Regions from separate parts of the Homo sapiens genome. Here region 2 is linked to region 1. Evidence: read pairs that join two places in POLR2A ChIA-PET (ENCODE). Cell type or tissue: K562. All regions are shown on one strand.

The links. Peaks named below come from ENCODE experiments on the same cell type or tissue, not always from the same donor. Only the 100,000 strongest peaks of a DNase experiment are listed, where the experiment ranks them.
Region 2: POLR2A ChIA-PET joins it to region 1 with 10 read pairs; 2 of 35 experiments call an interaction of 5 or more read pairs at or near these places.

What each region holds. Positions count from the first base shown.
Region 1 is chr5:82,326,552-82,334,551 of GRCh38, reverse strand. No RefSeq gene overlaps it. Among named protein-coding and RNA genes, the nearest start is that of RPS23, 52 kb to the right of the region's middle. In K562, no CTCF peak of the experiment used is centred here; a DNase peak (open chromatin) is centred at 4,951.
Region 2 is chr5:83,069,023-83,077,022 of GRCh38, reverse strand. All of the region lies in intron 1 of TMEM167A (transmembrane protein 167A), which reads left to right. Among named protein-coding and RNA genes, the nearest start is that of TMEM167A, 4.4 kb to the left of the region's middle. RefSeq lists an enhancer at 1-513. In K562, no CTCF peak of the experiment used is centred here; no DNase peak of the experiment used is centred here; H3K4me3 peaks cover 1,173 bases.

The DNA.
Region 1 (8,000 bases):
GAGCCTTTAAGAAGCGGGAGATAACCTTAGAGCTCAGTTGGCATCCGAAGGCAGGAAAATATGTAGGCAAACTGCCTAATTGACAAGTTGTAAACCAGGATTACGATGCTGTAATACAACTGAATGGCTCATAGATTCATGGAATGTCAGAATTCCAAGGCAATTGGAGATGTGATGTTCAATAAGAGTGAGTGATTATCCCACCAGACCCTGAGGCAAGACCTGCATTTGAATTTCCTCACCAACGTGTCTCAGCACCTACCAGAGTATCTGGCACATAGTAGGTGCTCAAGGTGCATTTGTTAAATACATGACAAATAAATGAGTAAATAAATTAATTTAACAGCACTTCTTCCAGATGTCTGTTTTAAGGATGACAAATGCTCTATAGCATTAATAACAGACACTGCATGCTTGCTTTGTCTCACAGCATTTGAAGTCTTAGATACCATAAAACTAATTTAAATGGTTTGTCTATTTTCTCACACTTCTAATATCAAATTTTTAGTGTTCCTAAGCCCCCAAAAATGCTGAGATTGTGAAATCAGCTCCAGCAAGAAGTTATTAAAAAAATATATAACAACAGAGCTATGGGAATCTGCATGAATTTATAGGCACAAAGCCTGAAGTCAAGAGTATGCATGATATGTTAACCAAATGTATGAATATTAATACAATACATAATTAATTTAATATGTGCACTAATATTTAGATGCTATTATGCTACACAGGCATTTGATAATTCCTGACAACATAATTGATATCACCTTGACATTAATAAGAGGACGTTAAGCTTATAAAAAATTGTGAGTTGGTCAATGTTTATGTACTGTTCATTTCTTTAAATTTGTTATAAAAGCAAAGATGTCCTATAGGAAAAATAAGAATTATGAGGTGATTAAAAACAGAAATTGGGCATTTTTATATCTGTAAGTGAAATATATATCTCTATTTCAAAATCCAGGTTTTGACTTCATGTTCACTAAAGAAAAAAGAGGGGAATTTTAGCAATTATCCAGATATTTCAAAAGGGGAAAGATATTTTCACTTATTCCACCAGAAATTCCATACAAAACAAAGGGCTGGCATGTTCCACATGATCTGGGCAAAGCCCATTTTCTTCTAAAAATTTGGTAGTTACATGTAATGAGTAATTTTTGTTCCACGGGAAAACTTAGTTTTATTGTGATTCACTGGTCAGCTATGGAGAACATTTATTATAAAATGGGTTATATTTTATTATATTACTCATTGAAAATAAAAGAATATACAAAATAAATATGTTGATCTAGAGAGAAGAAAAAGCATTGTTTATTCACCAAAATATTAAATAATAAACATATATCTTTCACTCTAAATACAAACGAATCTGACTAGATACAAAATGCCTATTCTACTCATGGTAACTGTCACATGGACTTTGAGAAATTAAACATCCACATGATGGGAGATAAGGCTGGCTTCATCCTGTTCTAAATCAAGTACTAGCTCATGGAAAAGCAATGAATCACTAGTTTTCTTTGAGTGAGGAAGAAACAGATTGTGTGTGTTAATCCATCTACTTAAAATGGAAATATTTTGAAGATTTTAAAAAGGAACTCTGGATCCCAACAAATAAATGCAGATTTGGGAGAGTCATTTATTAAAAAAAAAAAAAAAATGGGTGTGTCTACATTTTCCCTACTGATGACTGCAAGCAATTAGGTAACATAATGGGCAAAACTTGTTAGTAGGATAGAACTGGAAACAAATTATTTTTTCTGTCAAGTTTTCTATTGGAAATATTAAGGAACAACTGATGTCTCTTGGAAAAAACTGAAGACAACACCCTCTTTGGCAATCAGCTGTGGGTTTTCTTTGGTCTGATTTTCCCTGTTTTCCATGGCAAACAGGATTTACTTGAAGATGCCTGTCTCTGATCTGCCTGGCTGTTTTCCATGGGAGTCAGAGCTCCCTGTCTGGTGATGAGTTTGCTTTCTCACAAGTGGAGATGATACCCTGAGACCTACGAGACCCGCTGCCCAAGGGCAGTGAGCATCCTAAACAGATGAACCAGAGAAAGAGAAAATGTTCTCCATAACCAAAAGCAAATGCAGAAAGCCAGGAGGAAAGAGAAACTCTTGGTTCCAAGGACATAGACATTGTTTCTGAGAACATCTGCTGCCTTGTGAAGAGTGTATCATGGAGAACACAATCTTTTTGTCTCAATGGGCATGTCACAAGGCCTACAAAGCAAAGCCCCAGAGAAGCTGTATTAAGAAACAGTGCAGGAGCCTAATTCGTTTTCTATTTTGACATTCAAAAAAAACAAATGTGGCTGTTTGGTAAAACTCTCCTGACTACAAAGGAACCATCTGGGACTAATTATGATATCTAGCCTTATTTAAAACCATCATTTCATTCTGTATTTTGAGTTCCTCTAATGTAGCTAATTAGGGTTTCTCCCAACCCTACTATAATCCCATATATATTATTATATTATAGGGGAGATATATATATATTTGGAGGCATATATATATATTCCAAAGCTTTTGAAGAATTGTGCCAGGATTACTTCTATTAGTAGCAAAGAGTTAGAGTTTTCCAGCAATTCTTTTTTAACTGAAAGTCATTTTCTAAGTTTTCTTCAACAGATAAGAGTAATAGCTCCAGGACAAATTAGTGGCTTACACCATTGGAGCATCACATCTGGAGACCATGACTGCAGTGCACTTGTGTCTCTGTCAGCATGTGAGTTGTTTGCAATAGGACACATTACTGATCCAGAATAAGCGTAGCCCCGCCCCTTCGGGTCTATAGAAAACCCCCAGGGGAGCCGTGAGACCATAAAGAGCTTACCTTCCCCCCAAAAGGTTAGAGACTAAACTACATTGAATAAGCCCTTTCTCTTGCAGGCTACTGGCTAGAAGTAGATGGCTCTGTGGTGGCATCTTTCCCACTCAGCTATACTTCAAATCATTTTTTGAAAGAATATCTTTAAAGAGGCCTCAGAGTTCTCTAAAGTCCTTCTACTGCTTTCTTTCAATTGCTAACTAGAAACTGAATTTAGAAAGGAGATAACAGGAGTTTTGGGGGATCTCTCTTAAACCACAAGGAAAGGCAAGACACCTACTGAAAGAGTAGGAAGCTATCATCCTGGTTTATTACAGAGTAGTTTCCTTTTCCCACAAATAACTCTAGTCAACATGCTGAGAACCACCTCAGGACCACGACATTTGGGCATAGGTCTTTTGATTCCACCCTTCTTTCCTGCTGGCCATTTCCCTACCCCAGCTTGGGGCAGAGCCAGGAAGAAGAGAAAGAAGAACAACTTGACTGCATGTGGATTTTCTGGCAAAAGTTTAGTGAAGGACAAAGTTCAACCTAATTTCTAAAATAAATTTTTCAAGTGTTATTGGTACAAACTCAGTCTGTTCCCCATTACCACAGAAACCAAGAATTAACTATAATTTTGCTTCTATTTGATTCCCTGTAAGGACAAAACCACACTTTTAATGCCAACACATGCACAGTCTAACATTACAGTAAACGTTTTTCTGACGCATTTACAGATTGACAAAAAGAGAGAGAGAGAAAGAAATAAACTAAAACATTTGGCTAGGGCTTAGTTACTTCATTGAAAATCAGTAATATTTCAGAAAGTGGTACAATGTAGAAATTACTAAATCCATTCTTTAAAGACCCTCAGGTTAGAGTCTGAATTACTAGAAAAAGAAAGAAATGCAAATTGTTTATTATTTTCACATGTACAGTAAATTCAAAAAATTGTACTTCTTTTGAGAACCATATGGGACAGGCTTTCTTTTCATCAGGAGTGGTTTTGCTTGTTATGCCAAGAGCTAAAAAGATGTTTTTAATAACCAACGCCAGTTTGTTATACAATCTGTCTGGATTTAGCTTGTAGGAGAGATGAAGATCACTTGGGTAGAAAATAGAGGGTGATGGGGGAGTTGCCTGAGATGATAGAAAAGTAGTGCAAAATACACAAAGATGATGATAAAAGATGATTCTAAAGGTAATCAGCTTAACTTGTGGTTGGTAGAACTCCTGCATAGTTCATTGAGGAACCGTAGGAGGTGACTGGGGCTCCTTTTGTCAATGTGATCAAGTTCTTTATGGGGAGAGTGTAAAAATAAATTGTGTGCTGGCAGGCATGTCCCTTAAATACCTAAGTTTGGTGCAAGTGAGGAATTCACCCAACAACAGCCTCAGAGGATCTCAGAGAACCTGACTCCTCTTTAAACGTGGCTTTGGACAAAGGGAAGGCCAGCACCCTGTCTCAGATTAGGAAAAAAGAGTTATAAGAAATGAGAATGATCTTGAGAGGGTCGCCCATGTGTGTTTCACTAGACCAGAATTTCAAAAAAAGATTCACCAAAAACAAGTACCATGGCAGGATGAAGTTGTCACGGTCCATGATGAAATCAGAAAATTAAGGAAAGTATAGCGCATGTTTCATAAAATTAAACAACTTTGTATTAAGAGCTAGTCTTTTATTGTAAGGTATATCCTTCCTGTATTTCTCAAGTTAGAATATGCTTTATTACATTAGATTGAATCAAAGGAAACTGCCAATATTCAACTGCTTTTGAGCTACAAAAACAACAGTTTGCTAGCATTCAACCTAACATTCAATGATGACAATTGGATATGGGAGATTCTAATGGCCTTATGTGGCAAAATATAGAGCTGGTAACCATACATCAGTATCTAGATTTGGTTTTGAAAGTTGTTTGGTCCATAAAATCCAGAAGAATAGTCATAAATATATATTGCCACTAAAGGTCATCTTAACCGGCAGACTTCTAGATTTTGATTGTGGTAAAATGAAACAACGCCCTCCCCTCCCCCGACCCCTGCCAAAGAAAAAGGAAGATAGACCCAGCCGTGAAACAGAATGTCATGGTCATTGTTGGAAGCAACTCTATAAGAAGGAGAGGGTATAATTCCTTTATCTTGGGACACCAGGAGCACCAGAAAGATATGAAACAGCCCTGAGCTAGTGTCTTCCCCATCCCCCGCCCCAGCCTGTTAGCTCAAAGAAAAAGGAATTTACTGCTTACCCGCATTCATTTTCCTCCAATGGAAGGCACAGAAGCTGATTGGCCACTAGACAGCAAAGGTAAAACTCTACTGGTGACTGGGTAGAAAAGAAGTTCCAGAAACTCAACAATGTGGCTTCTGCCAACAGTAGACATGAAGAAAAGCAATACAGCCTTCTGGTTCTTATAAAAGAGGAATATCCAATGCCAAGATGAGGGCATTTTTATTGACCTTGCCAATCACTGCTCAGGCACACCTGACTGACCACAGTGGGCCAATGGGATTCCCTCTGAGTGGGAATTTGGATTTGTGGGAGGTGAGCTGGAAGGCCCTGCAGAGACTAAGGCTGCCATTTTAGAATGAGCACAATGAGCCCATGTGCAGGCAGAGAGCTGCCCAGACCAGCTAGGTCGTGGAGACCCTAACCCAGCGGCACTAGAGGAATTAAAGACACACACATGGAAATATAGAGTACAGAGTGGGAATCAGGGGGCTGACAGCCTTCAGAGCTGAGAGCCACGAACAGAGTTTTACCCACATATTTATTGACAGCAAGCCAGTGATAAGCATTGTTTCTATAAATCATAGATTAACTAAAACAGGAAACAAAGGGATGGGCTCTGGATAGTTATCTGCAGCAGGAACATGTCCTTAAGGCACAGATCCCTCATGCTATTGTTTGTGGTTCAGGAACACCTTAAGCAGTTTTCCGTCCTGGGTGGGCCAGGTGTTCCTTGCCCTCATTCTGGTAAACCAACAACCTTCAGCATGGGCGTCATAGCCATCATGAGCATGTCACAGTGCTGCAGAGATTTTGTTTATGGCCAGTTTTGGGGCCTGTTTATGGCCAGATTTGGGGACCTGTTCCTAACAGAGAGCTGAAGAGAGGAAGCAAACATGCAAAAGCCATGAGAGATCTTATGCCAAAGAGAAATAGATGGGAAGACACCAAGGCAGAGAAAGTAGCACCCTTCATTCCAGACTGTATTCCAAATCCACATCCAGTCATTCAAGAAGACCTAGCTGGGTCTTGGGATCCAGACCTTGAGATCCATGAGATACCCTGAGACTAATTTTTCTTTACATAGGTGAGCTGGAAGAGGTGGGGGAGGGGTTGTCTTAATTTTACAAACAAAAGATCCTTGCTAAATTGTAAGTTTGTAAGTGATCTATAATATTTAGCAGGAGAAGAAATGAGATTGTAAGTAGAACTGGCCAAAAGTTATAGCAACCTGACTCCCATAACCAGGCTTCATGAATCTGAGACTTAAGGGATGGAAATAGAAGTAACCCTCTCACTAATACCCTGATGATTCACTAGCAAAGGTTTTGCTTCCCATACTTGCAACTTTTGGCTTGGCTGGTTTTGATTTCTTAGTTACAAAGAAAGAGGAATGCTTCCACCAAGAGACAAAACAACAATTCCATTCAACTGGAAGTTGAGACTGCCACATAGCCACTTTAGGGTCCTCACAGCTGTGAATCCACAGGCAAAGGACTTATGTCAGTGGTTCCCAACTGGGAGTGGTTTTTGTCTCCCAGAGGACATTTGCAGTGCCTGAGAACATTTTTGTTCATCACAACTGGAGGAGGGGATGCTCCTAGGTATTGGGTATCTAGTGGTAGAGGTCAAGGATGCTGCTAAATATCCTACTATGCACAGGATGTCCTTGCCCTCCCCCACTTTACATCCCCTCCCTCCCTTCCAAAAGGCCTGCACTGCAGACATCAAATTCTAGTGTAAGACGTGAAGATAGGTTCACAGAGACTATTGAACCAGCTACTACAATTGTGTATAATGTTAAATCTCTATTCCAAAATTAATATATATAGTTCAGCCATTGTGGAAAGCAATTTGGAGATTTCTCAAAGAACTAAGAGTTGAACTATCATTTGGCCCAGCAAATGGGCATATACCCAATGGAAAATAAATTGTTCTACCAAAAAGACACCTGTACTTGTATATTCATCACAACACTATCACAATAGCAAAAACGTGGAATCAACCTAGGTGTCTATCAGTGGTGAACTGAATAAAGAAAATGTGGTACATATACACCATGGGATACTACACAGCCATACAAAAGAATGAAGCCACATCCTTTGCAGCAACATGGATGCAGCTGGACAGCATTATCCTGAAGGAATTCATGCAGGAACCAAAAACCAAATACCACATGTTCTCACTTATAAGTGGGAGCTAAACAAGGACACAAAGATGAGAACAATAGACAGTGGCGACTACTGCAGGGGAGGGGAGTGAGGGTTCGAAGACTATCAGGTACTATGCATTATGCTCACTACCTGGGTGACGGGATCATTCATACATCAAACCCCACAACACGCAATTTACCCATGTAACAAACCTGCACATGTACTCTCTGAATCTAAAATAAAAGTTGATATAAAAAATAATGCACACACACACACACACACACACACACACATTTATACAGGCTCCTTCCATGGCCCTGGAAGGGTCCCTAGCATTATGATCTTTTTGGAAAAGTCTTGAAAATAAGCTATTTTGAACACAGTCAGTCAACTTTCAAAATTATTTTGAATACAGTCAACTTTCAAAATTTGTAACTAGTTGTGATTTGTTTCTCTTTCTTAACAGAGAATCACCTTCATACCTAGTTTATACTCATAATTTCATATTCATTCTCCTAGAGAGGGCCTTCTATAGGAAGGAAAATAATCTATGCTTCAAAATCTGCATCTGGCCCTGCAGAGCTCTAGCTGCACTTGAGGTCAGTTCAGAGCTGATACCCCAGAAAACAAATCAAATGACCCTTTTGCAACTGTAGGATGAAATAGATGCAAACTACAGAGGAACGAAGAAAACAAGTCCTGAGTTCTGACCTCAGGCATTTAAACATGAAGTGAATTCCGCCAATGTAGTCTTCATTGTAGTTTGTATTACAAAAATACCACTCTAAGAAGAAGGGCTGTCC
Region 2 (8,000 bases), 740 kb before region 1:
TTGAAGCATTAGCGCTTCTCGAGTTTCCGCTTGTTTTGTTGCAACTCCTTATCTCGCCCTAGGGGCTTTACTCTGGTGTTATTGTTTGATTTTTGGGGGGAGTTTCTTTTGGCACCAAACTCCATACCTTCATTTTCATCTGTTTAGTCAGTAGCCTCTCAAGACCCTTCCACCTTCTTCTCTTAACTTTGAAAATGCTGCTTTACAAGCTATAGGTTTTAATAGTTAAGAGTTCTCTGCAAAGGTGGATTGCCCTTCTAGGAGCTTAATGTACTTATTGGAGTGGTGTCTAGCCTCAGGCCTTCCTCCTCTTTTACCTCCAGGTCCATGTGCCAAATGTTATGTATATTTCTGGACAAAGGATGCATGCCTGCAAATAGACCCAAAAACAACTATGACTCCAAAAAGCTTGAGTCTCCATGGTGAAAAATTATGAGCCTATGTTCACAGAAGTTGCTGCAGAATCCCATATAGCAATAATTCATTTTCTTCTCTGGACGAATTTACCACCTGGTGGGAAGATGGCAGTTGAGACTAGGAAGACTGCCACTCTTAATTCTTATACATCTTTCTAGAAACTGAAGTTGAATTCTTCTACTCGTAGTGCAAGTCAAAGATAACTCTTTTTATTATCTCACTGTCAGACTAGCTAAAAATAAGATGCATATACTGTGCTTAAGATCAACAGTATATAAACTATCTTGTCATGCTTGTTTTTCCAAAAGTAGCAAATGCTTTCATTTATTATCACGTCCTATGTACCAGGCTCTTTTCAAAAAATCAGTTTATAAGCATGGAAATATCAAGTTCACAGCAACTTCTGAATAGATGTTTACAAGTGAAAGAAGTGAAACATGAAGAGACTGACTTGCCTCGGATCACACCTAGTAGATTGTAAAGCCAGTACTCAAACTTATTTTAATGTCCAGGTCCCCGAAATCTTCATGCTGTTATCGATAGAAACACAACATAACTAAGGATGAAATAAGACTTAGTGATTTGTTTCTTATAAATATAAGTACATAAATTAGACATAGGTGGAAAACGGAAACAACTGGCAGGTGGTTTTTTATTCCTGTGAGCTTGGGATGTCAAAAGTACATTGTTTGCAGAGCTACGAAGTGAGGTTTCAAGAAGGCTAACTTAGCAGCTTAAGAAATGGATTAGTGTCTCAGTATCTTTGAGTTCGCATCTAAACTTAGTTTATTTGTGAGGTAACCCAATGGTAATGACTTAATAAACCTGAATTACTGTATTTTAATGATTTTTTTTTTTTTTGAGATGGAGTCTCCCTCTGTTGCCCAGGCTGGAGTGCAGTGGCATAATCTCAGCTCACTGCAACCTCTGCTTCCTGGGTTCAAGCAATTCTCCTGCCTCAGCCTCCCGAGTAGCTGGGACTACAGGCGTGCACAACCACGCCTGGCTAATTTTTGTATTTTTAGTAGAGACGAGGTTTCACCATGTTGGCCAAGATGGTCTCGATCTCTTGACCTCGTGATCCTCCCACCTCAGCCTCCCAAAGTGCTGGGATTACAGGCGTGAGCCACCGTCCCCAGCCAAGAATCTTTTTAAAAAGCATTTCAAGGATAAAATGTTTATCAGCAGTAATAATTTACAACTGTCAGCATGAACAGTAATTGTAGCACTTGTGAATTAATACTTTTAAAGAATTTCAGAATGCCTTGTTCCCCCCAACACCTAACATCCTTCAACATTTCTCTCATGTCTCATCTCTTTCCAAAAAGCCTCCCTTAACCCCTTCTATTTTCTTCTACTCTCTTTAGGTATCTATAGGGATATTCCTAGTTCATATGTATACTTCCAGTATCCCTCTAGCATAACCCTTTTCACAGAAAACAGCAATAAGGTGTTGCCTGCATTTCTCCCTCTCTAGGCAGAATTCTTAAAGACTAGGTATTTTAATCTCTACAGTCACAGTGCCAGCTGGAGTTATTACTCCATTAAGAGTCTGGGCCTGTAATCTCAGCACTTTGGGAGGCCAAGGTGGGTAGATCAACTGAGGTCGGGAGTTGGAGACCAGCCTGACCAGTGTGGAGAAACCCCATCTCTACTAAAAATAAAAAATTAGCCGGGCGTGGTGGCACATGCCTGTAATCCCAGCTACTTGGGAGGCTGAGGCAGGAGAATCACTTGAACCCAGGAGGTGGAGGTTGCGGTGTGTCGAGATTGTGCCATTGCACTCCAGCCTGGACAACAAGAGCGAAACTCCATCTCAAAAAAAAAAAAAGAGTCTGGGGATACAAACATGCTCAGTGTCTTCAAGGATTTCACAGTCCAGTGGGGGAAATTATTAAATAAGTAAATTCCATCTGTTGTCTGCTATGTTGTAGCAAGACAACACATGTAGTAGAGAGAGCATGGGTTTAGACTGAGCCAAACAGAGTTAGAATCATTTCCAGTTCCGAACCTTTACTTGGTTAACTCTAAGGGAGTTTATTTTCATGTCTTTTTCTTGGTGCACTAAATGATTTTCACAAACTCTGCAAAGCAGGAATGATTGCCCACATTTCATAATTAAACTGAGTCTCCAGAGAATAGATGTGAAGTATTTTCTCTCCTCTTATAGCAGAAGATATGTAGAAAATCATTAAACACAGTGGAAGGAGTAGTACTGGCTGGGAACTGCTTGAGAGATGTCCCCAAGAAAGAAGTAATTCTCTCTCACCTGTACTTTAAAGAGTATTAGGGAAGGAGTCATTAGCTAGAGGTGGGACAGCAATCTCTATCCCGTAGATAAAGGAAATGGCAGTTATGGGAACAAAAGGCATGAAGTTCAATAGTTGCATGGAGCCTTAATGTGGCAGGAATAAAAAGAAGTCAAGTATAGTGGACTGGTGATAGATGAGGCTAGAAAGATTGGGGCCAGATTTTGAAGAGCTTTGTGCCATGCCAAAGACTTTATATTTTGATGATGTTTAATTGCTTACTTGATAAAGGCTTTGGAGCAGGGAAATAAAAGGTGTGCATTTTAGAAAACCAACTGGTAACAACATAGAGTATATTTAAATGGAGGAAGATTAGAATCTGGGAGACCAGCTTGAAAACAAGTGCTGTAGTTCAGGTATACAATGATTGAATGTCTCAACTCTGATGAGCAGTTGGGTTGAAAGGAAAGGAAAACTAGGAAAATCGTTTTGAAGATACTTAATGAAGGGTGATGAAGCACAGCTCCAGCTTGGATGATTTATTGGATGGGAAAGAAATACAGCAGATCCTCAATAACGTGTATGAGGAAGAAACTCCATTCCCAATTGCACGTTGTCTTCATGTCTGTTCTTCCCATGTCTGCATGGATTTTCTCTTGGTACTCCAGTTCCCTTCTACATCCCAGAGATATATACAATGGGTTTGTTGAGGTGTCTACACTCTCCCAGTTTGAGTGCTCTGCACTGGAATGATGTCCTATACTCCAGGCTACTGGGATGGCTCCCGGCACCGTCAACACTGAACTGAAATAGCAAATAGCCAGCTATCTTACTTGTTTTTATTAATCTTTCTTAAGTGGATGTATAACTCACATTTACTTCAGTGTTGAATATTAGAAGGGTTTTGATATTGATTTGGAAGTTTGGTGATGCTTTTGTGACTAGAAATATGCCATCGGAACTTAACTCTTGTTTATATCAATTCGCCTATGGTAAATTTTTTTTGTTATATATCTTTTGGCTTAAAGTTGCATTTTCCAAGGACCTGTGGATGACGTTAAGTGAGGGCTTACTGTTTTCGTTAAGCACCTACTCTGACAGGTGTTTTATTTTACATACAAGGTTTTATTAAAGTCGTATTATTGGCCACATTTTTCATATGAAGAAACAGATGCGGAGAGCCAAGTGTCTTGCCCAACATCACACTGCTTATAAATAGCAGAGCTAAGATTTAAACGGAACCAATTTGTCACGAAATGCTGTGCCCTTTCAACTATGCAACAATACCATTAATTGCACAAAAATATTAAGAAAAGCAAATTTTTTATGTCAGGAGTGGGTGAGGAGGTAGCAGTTCAGATAATTCTGTTGCTAATATTGCTTTTGCATCATCCATGAAAATGGCATCACAGTTAAAAGGCAAGTATCTTAGTATTATAAAAATAGTTCTGATCTTATGAACCCATGAAAGGGTTCCATGAACCACACCTTTGATAACCACTTCATTAGGCTAATAGGAATCTGATGTGGGTGCTGATCTTCTCTAGCAAAGCTTTTGAATACTGATTGCAAAGAAAAACTTCCAGGAGGCTGAGGCAGGCATTCGAGACTAGCCTGACCAACATGGTGAAACCCCATTTCTACTAAAAATACAAAAAAAACTAGCCGGGCTTGGTGGCGTGCACCTGTAGTCCCAGCTGCTCGGGAGGCTGAGGCAGGATAATTGCTTGAACCCAAGGGGTGGAGGTTGCAATGAGCCGAGATCATGCCACTGCACTCCAGTCTGGGCAACAGAGTGAGACTCCATCTCAAAAAAAAGCTTTCAGGGAATTTTAAGAAACTGTAGGTGCCCAGACCAGTTAAATCCAAATTTCTGGGCAATGATGGCTTTTTAAGCTCCAAGTGGTTCTAATAAGCAGTTAGATTTCATACCATATGATAGGACATTTTATCAGTTTTTGTTTTTTTCTTGATTGCAAGGTCAGAGGACTTTACAGCAGGCTTTGCTCTTTTCCTTCAGAATACTGTCTCTTGTCCAACCTTTTTATCAAAGACATATATGGAGCATTTATTCTAATTTTTTTTCACTCTACCATTTATCATTGTTTTGCGTATGCCTTCTCTAACTCTTGACACCCTTTTGCCTTATCTTTAGATCTGAGGTTTATATAAAATAGCTCCAAAACAAAGCAGCACAAACAGCAAATTAATTGTAGGTACCATGATAATGAGATGAAAATAACTACAAAATCAGTGTTGCCAGTGGAAAACAGAGTTCAAGCGCTTCTACTCTGTACTGTAGTTTTACTCATCATATCCATGAAAGTTGTTAAATGGAAAGTATTAAGTAGAAAATGTCTCTGTACATTTTTAAAATATGACTGGTGAGAACAAATGGTTGTTTAATCCAGCCCCCACATTTTACAAATGAAATGAAACTGACAAGTGGAGATGTGAGATGTTGATTCACCTAAGGTCAAATTTTTATACTTGGATTACTTCATTAACCCAAATATTTTGTGGCCACTGTTGCTGAGAAGAGATGGGTGATGGGTTCATATCTAAATATTAATCAAGCCTGATTTCTTGCTCTCAAATTAAACTGAGGTTACTTGCCTATTTGGTGCAATATCATCACCCTACCACGTGATAAGCAACAAAGTTTAAATTTATACGCTAATAATGCCAAAAGAAAATGTTGATAATTTTTATGTATTAGTGGAAATCTTTTCAACCAATTCTGGTCACTTTTTTTGGGCAAATTATATATATGTGTGTTTGTGCATTCATATGCAGGCTAACATTCTTGCATTTTCATGTTTTGCATTTTAAGAGACTAGTTGGAAAATGCTGACCTGACCTAGATTTTCTGAATGATAAATGCTGACCCACTTTTCTAATGCTGAATAATTTTGATCACAATTAGGTCAGGAGTGTCATTTCTGTGTTCCCTTCCACCCCCAAAAAGGGATAAACTAGTTTCATGTAAAAGAAGTAAGTATTAATACAAGTAAAATTGTTACTATTTGGAGTTTTTAAATGTTGTCTTTTATATTAATTTTTGTTTTAAAGCTGGAGGAATTAGTATGTCAGTAAAAATTTATTCCCCATATAGGAGGCAGTCAACATTTGAAGCTTCAACACAGTGTTATGTATAAATAAGCCCCTTAATCAACAAATTTGCTAAACAATTTGTTTAGTGCCCAAGTGATCCAAGACTAATAAAAGTACTGTAGATTTAGTCACCCCTTTCTGCAGATTAAGTATGCTTAATAACCAGTCATTAAGCACTCTAGCCACAGCTTGTTTAGCATATTGATGTGTATATTTCTTCTGCTTTTCTCATTGTTTCTTTCTTTTTGCATTTTTATATTGCTTGGATAATTCCTTTTTTCCTTCTTCTATTCCTAATGTTTTCAGTGGTTTCTTTTTAAGATTTCTTATTTGAAAGTTTTGTTAATAAATACCTTGAGCTCTTAGACTTAGAAGTATTTTATTCGTCTTTTTTAAAAATCTCCTATATTGAATTCTTACTTATAATCAGAGTTAATGAATATAATTTTAGTGTTCAGAAATGACTCTGAAAATGAGAAATTTCATCTTAATAAATAAAATGATTTTAAAAATCTAAAAACTAATTTTTCAAATAGACTTGAAAATAGAACATTTTTTAGAGGTTTGTCAACATTGTAAGTAATTTCATGTCTAGACCCCTTCCTTAGCTTTGTATTGACCTTGCATCTATTCATTGATTAATTATTGCATCTCCTGTAGTGGTGGCCAAATAAAGTCTGTGAATTATTTTTATTATTTCAAAACACCTAACCAAATGTGATTTACTTCAAAATGATCAAATAAAGTAACTGACTCAAGTTTATATCCTTCCGGTTTGGGTAAATTAACTCAGTTCAATAACACTAGTTGTTTCAAGCATATCAAAAGATCTTATTGATTATGAGTTGTCAGATAAGTCTACAATGCAGAGGGTTAGTAAAAGAGCCCTTGATGACAAATCGTTTGGAGGCCTCCATTGCCATGTTTTAGAAGAATGACATAGCTCTCAGAGTAATGGTCAAGATAACCTGCGTACTCAGTCTTACAGAACCTGCGTACTCAGTCGTACAGATCTTTTGAAAGTGTATATCTCTTAAGAATTAAAAGAAGTCAGAAGAACACACACTTTCCAGTGTGCAAGCACCTTCAAAGCTTGCTGCTTGATAGAATAGAAAATCTGAATTCCAGGAGGTGATAGAAGATGTGGATACTGAATGGAAATTACCTCAGGTCTTTATTTTACCCTACAGCCTAGGTCCTTAACATAAATATAAGGAAATTTGCATCTTTCTACTTGATTTTCCAAAATATTCTTGAGAAGTAAGCATATATGCAAAGCCATACATGGAGGTTTCTCTTGAAGAGTTAACAAAATACTGTATTCAGCAATCTGATCTACACTGGTTTTTGAATGTGTATTTTTTCTTTGGAATCCAAGTATGCTCTTGGATTTGTTAAAATGTTCATTATTGCCAGTTGCGTTCAAGTTCCTGTTCATTTGACACTTTTCAGTGACTTCTCTGTGTACTATATTTTAATAGTCACAGGGGATTGATGAAAACCTCAATAGAATAGACAATCACAGTACAGTATGATGTGTTCTATAACATACACATTGTTATGTGTATGTATTATGCACATACAAAAATCCTGACTCTGCTTGGTATAGTGAGTGGGAACAGGAAAGACATCAGAGGAGGTGAATCTTGAGTTGAGATTGGACGCATGAGTCAGTTCACCAAGCAGGCAAGAACAGATAGCATGTGCAAAACTCAATAGAGTACCTTGGAAAAGGTTTCATGACTTAAAGGCCCTGAAAAAAATTAAACAAGGTAAATGAATTTGACTTACCACCTTTTAATCATCTTTTCCTCTGTTTTGTGATTAAATATGCTTACCTTTTCTTAGATTCCTCCTTTCCCTTTTAATAACATTTTTCTGTTGAAAATTGCAATTATTTTTTCACTGAAGAGGAACATCTGTTTCCTTTAACCCTGAGACTAAAATTTTATGTCACCAGACAACAGATGCTAAGCATTAAGGGGAATGCTATAGGTGGCAGGCTAATGTCCGTAAGTTAGAAACACACTTTTGACCAGAGTCTGAGTACATCTAAAAGACTTACCACCTAAGATTATTTGTTTTAAACTTTAGAGGCTTTAAACCCCCAGAACAAAGTTGTATATATCATATATTTCATACTTGTAAATGGTTTTCTTTTGTAAATGGCTTCACACACAAACGTATATACACACTCTACTTTCCTAATAGGCATGTTTT